Regions from separate parts of the Homo sapiens genome. Here region 1 is linked to region 2. Evidence: chromatin loops called from intact Hi-C (ENCODE). Cell type or tissue: K562. All regions are shown on one strand.

Region 1 (4,000 bases), 120 kb after region 2:
GTGGCGGGCACCTGTAATCCCAGCTACTCAGGAGGCTGAGGCAGGAGAATTGCTTGAACCCAGGAGACAGAGGTTGCAGTGTGCCGAGGTTGCACCACTGCACTTCTGGGCGACAGAGTGAGACTCCGCCTCAACAAAAAAAAAAAAAGAAAGAAAGGAATGTCAATCCACCAGCTATGGACTTTTTCCATATGAGAAAGAGACCTCTTGAAAATCAGGTCTCTACTAGGACAGAGACCCCCAAATATCCTTCTAAGATACCTGGAAGTCAGCCTTTAAAATCTGAGAATTATGTTCCTGACATGGAATAAACTATCACTGAATAAAAACCTTGGTTTAGGCCAGGCGCAGTGGCTCACACCTGTAAACCTAGCACTTTGGGAGGCCCTGGCAGGCGGATCATGAGGTCAGGAGTTCGAGACCAGCCTGGCCAATATGATGAAAGCCAGTCTCTACCAAAAATATAAAAGATTAGCAGGGTGAGGTGGCACACACCTGTAGTACCAGCTACTTGGGAGGCTGAAGCAGGAGAATCACTTGAATCCGGGAGGCAGAGGTTGCAGTGAGCCGAGATTGCACCATTGTACTCTAGCCTGGGCAACGAAGTGAGACTCCACCTCAAAAAAAAAACAAAAAACAAAACAAAACAAAAAAAAACCCTTTGTTTAAATCCCAAGCCCCTCCTCTTGCTCCTTCCCCAAAGTTCACTGATTCAGGCTCCACCACTCTTTCCTAAAACTGTCCTATTTACATTTAGTCACTCATATTAGGCTTCTAAAATTGTACAGGATTTCTGCCAGCTCATTAGTTCCATTATTTGGCAAAAGAGAGGAAGGTCCAGGTAGGACCTAGCCCAAGATCTAGCAAAGTTGTCAAAGCATTATTACAAATTAAGGGTTCAATTTTTTTTTTTTTTTTTTGAGACACAGTTTCACTCTTGTTGCCCAGGCTGAAGCGCAGTGGTGTAATCTCGGCTCACTGCAACCTCTGCCTCTCGGGTTCAAGCCATTCTCCTGCCTCAGCCTCCCTAGTAGCTGGGATGACAGGCACCTGCCACCACGCCTGACTAATTTTTTGTATTTTTAGTAGAGACGGAGTTTCACTGTGTGTTAGCCAGGCTGGTCTTGAACTCCTGACTTCAGGTGATCCATCCGACTTGGCCTCCCAAAGTGCTGGGATTACAGGCGTGAGCCACAGTGCCTGTCTCAATTTTCATTAGGTTACCCTATAGTCAATAGCCTGTAAGGGGCAGTCACTGGCAAAGATGGATTAGACAAAGACATCACCCTCCTTTTCTCTAGGCTCATAATCCAATCAAGGATCTTGACTAAGCATACATTTTGGTTTAAAGAATGTTTATCAAGAAAAATGTCCCAGCTTAACCAACATAGTGAAACCTTGTCTCTACTAAAACTACAAAAAATTAGTTGGGCATGGTGGTGCGCACCTATAATCCCAGCTACTCAGGAGGCTGAGGCACAAGAATCGCTTGAATTCAGGATGCACAGGTTGCAGTAAGCCAAGACTGCGCCACTACACTCCAGCCTAGGCAACAGAGCAAGACCCTTTCTCAAAATAAATAAATAAATAAAATTAATAAAAAGACTTTATCAAGAAAAATGTAAACATCCTCCCTATTATTTCTTAGGAAGATGATGAAAGAAGAAAACTCCAGAGGTTAAATATACCTTTAAGTCCTGACTTCCAAGCCCCCTCAGCAACTGTCTTTGACAATAATCAGGTGCTCTCAAAGAACTGTTGGTTTTATTCATTTGTTAAGTTATTTGAAATACAGATTTCTTATCATTATCCTTAACAATTCCTTGTTCTGGGTTTTGTGGCTGTGTGTTCCTAGAAGAGCACTTGGAAGCAATGGGGTCTCGTGCTGTCACCCAGCTGTAGTGCAGTGGTACAATCCTAGCTCACTGCAGACTCTGAACTCCCTCGTCAGCCTCCCAAGGAGCTGGGACTACAAGCACGCACCACCATGCCTGACTACTTTTTTGTTTTTGGTGGGGGAGTAGAGACAGGAATCTCACTTTGTTGCCCAGGCTGGTCTTGAACTCCTGGCTTCAAGCAATCCTCCCACTCTGGCCTCCCAAAGTGTTGGGATTACAGGCGTAAGCCACTGCACCCACCCAACCACGAGTAATTGTCAAATGGTATTTGCACTTAGGATACACTTTCAAACTTCAGAAAGGAAGTTTAAGCACCTTTACAATCCAGGAAGACATACCAGGCAACTGATTCCCACAGATACAGGAGATCTTGGGGAAGGGGACTAAAAACATTACATCTCATACTTTCCCCAAATCCCAGCCAAAGGCAAACAACCTGCTTGCTTCCTCTTTAAATTTCATGCCACCTGCCCTGCTAATTCAAACCAAAAAACAAAGCTGTGGTATGGAGGAAATGAAGTCCCTTTTTAAGTATACATTAGATAAGAGAACTGACAAGTAAATACGGGGTATATAAGGTACAGACTCCTTCTTGGTAAGGCAGAGAAGTCACAAACATTGAATGGAGAACTCAGGAAGACTTCTTTGAGGATTTCAGGTAGTTCTGAATGAAATACAGCATGGAACTGGAAGAAGACATGGAAGCAAGAAGAACGCTGAAGTTGGGTTGAGAACAAGCTGGCTGCCTCAGCTAGAAAAAAAGATAATGGCAGAAGTGACTTGGACAAGGGAATAACTGGCAGGCTGCCCAAGGGAGCACATGAAAGAAATCAGATCTGCTGCAACAAGCTACCACAGGCAATGGGGTTTCTAAGCAAGGTAGCGACCAAGATTCAGCCAGGGTGGACATTGCAGATCATCAGCCCCTCATTTTACAAATGGGGAGAAGCAGGCCCATAGCATTAAGTGACTTGCCTGAGGTCTCACAGTAAATGGAAGAGCTAGGACTAGAGCCAAATCCAGATCAAATCCGTTACTGAATAGGATCTGACACTCATGTGAGGAATAGGGGTTGGAGGAGGACAGGGACACAAAATAGTCTAGTCATTCAGGTTTGTCCTGATTAGGGCTGGCAACAGGATCACGTGGAAGAGGGCCAGACAGGTGACAGCCAGGGAAATAGGTACAGATGATCCAACACACTTAGAAAGGAAAAACACTTTCAGAGGTAGTCTTTGTCTCCAAAAAAATTTTTTGAAAAAAGGAAAAACCCACTTGAGACTTAGAATAGATTAGACATGTGGGTACAAAAGGAGAAAGATCATCATAAAGCATGATCACCATCAAAGAATATCATCTTCTCCCCAGCATTTGTCTTTCTGGAGCACCCATTTAGAGAAAGCCAGAAGCTTCCATTCGAGGTCGGGGAACATAGCTTTATCCTGGCTTTTCCTGGCCCATTTCCAGAACCCAGAAAACCAAGAAGGACTCTTTGGAAATTCCAACACCTGTGACCCACTGATTTGGGGTATCACAGACTCCCTACTCATGGTAGGATGAGGAACCAGACAGACAAGCTGGCTATGCAGTATTTATTAGAATGATTCTATATCAATAATTATGTTCACATTCAAGTAAGAAATATGTAACCATTTAAATTTGGCAATAGCCAGGCATGGCAGCTCACACCTATAATCCCAACACTTTGGGAAGCTAAGGTGGAGGACTGCTTGAGCCCAGAAGTTCAAGACCAACCTGGGCAAAATGGCAAGATCTCATCTCTACAAAAAATTTAAAATTAGCCAGGTGTGGTGGCACGTGCCAGTGGTCCCTGAAACTCAAGAGGCTGAGGGGAGGATCGCTTGAGCCCAGAAGGTTGAGGCTGCAGTAAGCCGTGATCACACCACTGCACTCCAGCTTGGGTGACAGAATGAGACCCTGTCCCCACCCAAAATATATATATATACACACAGAAACCAAACTCCTGGAGAAGTTTTGGCCTTTTTTTTTTTTTTTTTTTTGGAGACAGAGTCTCACTCTGTGGCCCAGGCTGGAGTGCAGTGGTGCAATTTTGGCTCACTGCAACCTCCGCCTCCCGGGTT
Region 2 (4,000 bases):
CTCCAGGCTGGGCAACAGAGTGAGATTCTGTCTCAAAAAAAAAAAAAAAAAAAAAAAAATCAGAGCATTCAGCATAAAGGGGGTACTTTTTTACAGTTACTATTATCACGCAGCACAAATCCTATAATATTCTGTTTTTCACTTAAGCAGAATGTCAAGTTCACACTGCCTGTAAACTAAAACACAGGCTGCCTGGTATCAGAGTCCCACTGTGAAACGTCTCCCAGTGAAACGTCTCCCCAACTGAACTCCCCACACTGTCTGAAATTCCACCCTGATAAGAGCATTCTCAGAAGCCTGAGGTGAAACCACAATACTATTAAGTTGGTTCTATTCTTTCAAATTTTTGGTTATCAGATTAGTCAAGTATCCAGTAAAACCCTGACAAACTGGGGCAAGGCTTTGATGGGAGAAAGGTAAGGGGTGATGCCTGGAACAGGGGTGCCTTCTGGAGAGCTGCAGCAGAATAAGGCAGCCACACTACAGAATCTTCAGCATACACTACTATGTTCACTCTCATTGATAGCCAGCTACGTGATAAACACTGAACATGTCTACTGAGCCCCATCCACATATGATAATACCGAGGCTCTTGCTGGTTAGTGGCACAGTCAGGGCTGGTGGCCAGGCTTTCAATTTTCCATCTGGATCACAGCAAGATGGATGGTCTAGTTCCTTCGGTCTGGTAACTGCTAAACGTATCAGCAATGAGGCATGGGAGATACATTTGGGTAATCGCCATGTTGTCTAGGAGGCTGTGTCCACTTGACATGTGGATGGGGGTACATTCCTTCCTGGCTGCACAAATCCTGCCCTCACTGAGAGGGTACAGAAATGATCAGACTGTGCCCTCACTGAGAGGGTACAGAAATGATCAAACAGTGGGTGAGTGGTCTGTGTGGCACATTCTGCTGCTAAATTGATCAATTTTACAAAGGACCACTTTAAACAAATTAAAACATAAGGACTTAAAAAACCTTTTGGCAACAAGTTAAAGCATAGGGATTTAAAAGACTCTTGTTTCCCTTAAAGCATTTTATAATTGTCCAACCCTACTAGTCTAGTGAGTATACAGCAGGCCTTATTTTTAAAAACTGGTAAACAAAAATCTCCAATTCACCAAGAAATTTCCAAATCCCATTGAAAAGGATCCTTCAGTATTAACAGAGAGAATAAAATCCCAGGTCAGTATAATGCATGAGACCCAAGAGGGAGACATGAAAGTAGAAAATCAATTACTCAAAAAAAAAAAAAAAAAAGAAAGGATAGGAAAGGAAAGGAAAGGAAACGAAAATCACTCAAAAAAAAAAAAAAAGAAAAAAGAAAAGAAAATCAGTCACTCAGGCTTCTTAATTATACCAAAATGGCAATGTCTTGTCTATTGGTTTTGTAGCTCATCAGTGGTTGGCTGAGTTCAGAACTCAGATCTCTGACTGCCTGGGTAAATGCTTTCACTGAGATAAAGAGACTGTGTATTCAGAGTTTATTATAGGCCAGACATTTTACAAAGCATTTCCCCTTGGGTCATTTAGTGTAACAAAGTTATGAGGTAGGTAGTACTATTATCTCTATTTCACAGATGGGAAAATTGAAGTTTCGCAAGTTCTCTGCCCAAGGTCCTGGAGCAAGCAAGCGGTAGAGCCTGTATTCAAACTCAGGTGAGCTGACACATATTACTCAACATAAACCAAGTCATGCAAGTACAGTTAACCAAGAATCCCAAAGCCAGGTGGTAGATCAGCATCTGGCCAGGAATACCTGCCCCACGCTCAGGTGCATTATACTGAGCAAAGTCCCTCCTCAGACAATTACCATGAACAGGGAGAGGCAGAGGCACTATGTCCTAGCACAGAGAGCACACACCACGATGGTCAGGCAAGCAGGACTTCCATGGGTCCCTCAATGGCCTCCTGCCTGTCAAGCCTTAGCCTTTGGAACAACCTAACTCTGGTGGCTTTGTGCTGTCTGGGGTAGGCTGCACTCTACTTCCAGTGTTGTACCCTCATCCTGCCCAGATGTCAATCCATTACGATATCCAGCACCTGCTATTTCTACTGGCTCCTGACACCTCAATGACCTCCATTTACTCAACATAATCTCCAGTCCTTCAGTGCTGGTTGTTTCTACAGTGCTGCAGAGCCCATGGGATACTGTAGTGACTCAAGATGACTCAACATAATTCCTCCCCAACAGCACTCAGAATCCAGCTAGAGAGCTCACACAAATGTACCCAACTCAGCCACATATGGCTGGATGAGAAGGATGAAATTCTAGAAAGCAAGGGGAAGAAGGAAATCCACTTCCCCACACCAGGCCTTGAAACAGGCTTATTAAAAAGATTAGCTCACAAACTAATCACAAGAACTCAGGTTTACACAGGCTTATTAAAAAGATTAGCTCACAAACTAATCACAAGAACTCAGGTTTACACTCAGAGACAGTGAGGTCTGGAGACCTGAAGAGAGTCCAACAGTGACTGAGGCAACAGATGGGATTCACAACCCATGTGCCCAGCTCCAAAACTTATGCTTTGCAGAAGCATCATTCTGTCCTTACATATTATTTAGCAAGAGAGTGATATAATCAGGTCTGTACTCTTAAAGATCGATCCGATGGCAAAATGATGGATAACCACAGTGAGTAAAGAATGATGGGAGGAAAACTGATTAAGAAATGACCACAACAACCAGGGCAAGAGAAGAAACCTAGATTAGTGCCATGGGACTGAAAAGGAGATTAATTTGGAGGTAAGTCAGATAAAAGGAAACAAACAAACATTAAAATCCTCTCAATTACATTCATTATTTCAAGTAAAAAGCCCAATCCTTTATCTTGGTATCTCTCTGCAGTTTCTTACATTCTTACTGCATTTTTACCATTTCCAAGTATATGTTTTAAGCACACTTTTTTTTTTTTTTTTTTTAGACAGAGTTTTGCTCTGTCATCCAAGCTGGAGTGCAGTGTCACGATCTTGGCTCACTGCAACCTCTGTTTCCTAGGTTCAAGCGATTCTCCTGCCTCAGCCTCCTGAGTGGCTGGGATTACAGGCACCTGCCACCACGCCTGGCTAATTTTTGTATTTTTAATAGAGACGGGGTTTCATCATATTGGCCAGGCTGGTCTCGAACTCCTGACCTCAGGCGATCCACCTCCCAAAGTGCTGGGATTTCAGGTGTGAGCCACTATGTCCGCCTAAGCATGCTTTTTATTGAGGCATAAAACATACACAGAAAAGTACACACAAATAAACACATAAACCAATACTTTTTCATAAATGAACACACCTGTATAACCACCATGCAGATCAGGAAACAGAACATTTCGGAGCCCTAGAAGACTCCCTCCTGCCCAGTTTCCAGTCCTACCCACCTCCTCCCAAAGGTAACTACTGTCCTGACCTCAAATACCATAGATTATTTTTCTTACTCATTTTTGAACTTTATATAAGCAGAACCATACAATCTGCATGAGTTTATGCTAGCTTATTTGGTTGTTGTTTTGAGATGGAGTCTCACTCAGTCGCCCAGGCTGGAGTGCAGTGGCATGATCTCGGTTCACTGCAACCTCTGCCTCCTGGGTTCAAACAATTCTCCTGCCTCAACCTCCAGAGTAGCTCGGATTACAGGCATGCACCACCAAGCCCGGCTAATTTTTTTGTATATTTAGTAGAGACGGGGTTTCACCATGTTAAGTAAGGCTGGTCTCGAACTCCTGACCTCAGGTGATCCTCCTGCCTTGGCCTCCCAAAGCACTGGAATTATAGGCATGAGACACTGTGCCTGGCCTCACATTATATTTTTAATGGATAATACAGCACATACAAAGTCTTGACAGCATAAATGAAGGTTGACCCCTCGGAGGGTCAGAGTTCACCTTAGTCTGCATGGCTCTGCCCCTGTCCTGAAACCTGATTGTATACTCTACTGGGAACACTGCCAGATGTCCTAGGAGTTCCATATACCATTTAAGACCTACACATTTTAATAGAAAACCTCTAAGC

The links. Peaks named below come from ENCODE experiments on the same cell type or tissue, not always from the same donor. Only the 100,000 strongest peaks of a DNase experiment are listed, where the experiment ranks them.
Region 1: a loop joins it to region 2, with 2.0 times the contacts of the local background. A loop is called at or near these places in 1 of 110 quality-filtered maps.

Annotation. Positions count from the first base shown.
Region 1 is chr20:35,775,674-35,779,673 of GRCh38, reverse strand. The region is part of intron 1 of PHF20 (PHD finger protein 20); the gene reads right to left. Among named protein-coding and RNA genes, the nearest start is that of PHF20, 5.7 kb to the right of the region's middle. In K562, a CTCF peak has its summit at 2,368; a DNase peak (open chromatin) is centred at 2,713.
Region 2 is chr20:35,900,337-35,904,336 of GRCh38, reverse strand. All of the region lies in intron 10 of PHF20 (PHD finger protein 20), which reads right to left. Among named protein-coding and RNA genes, the nearest start is that of SCAND1, 52 kb to the left of the region's middle. In K562, no CTCF peak of the experiment used is centred here; DNase peaks (open chromatin) are centred at 246, 1,526 and 2,146.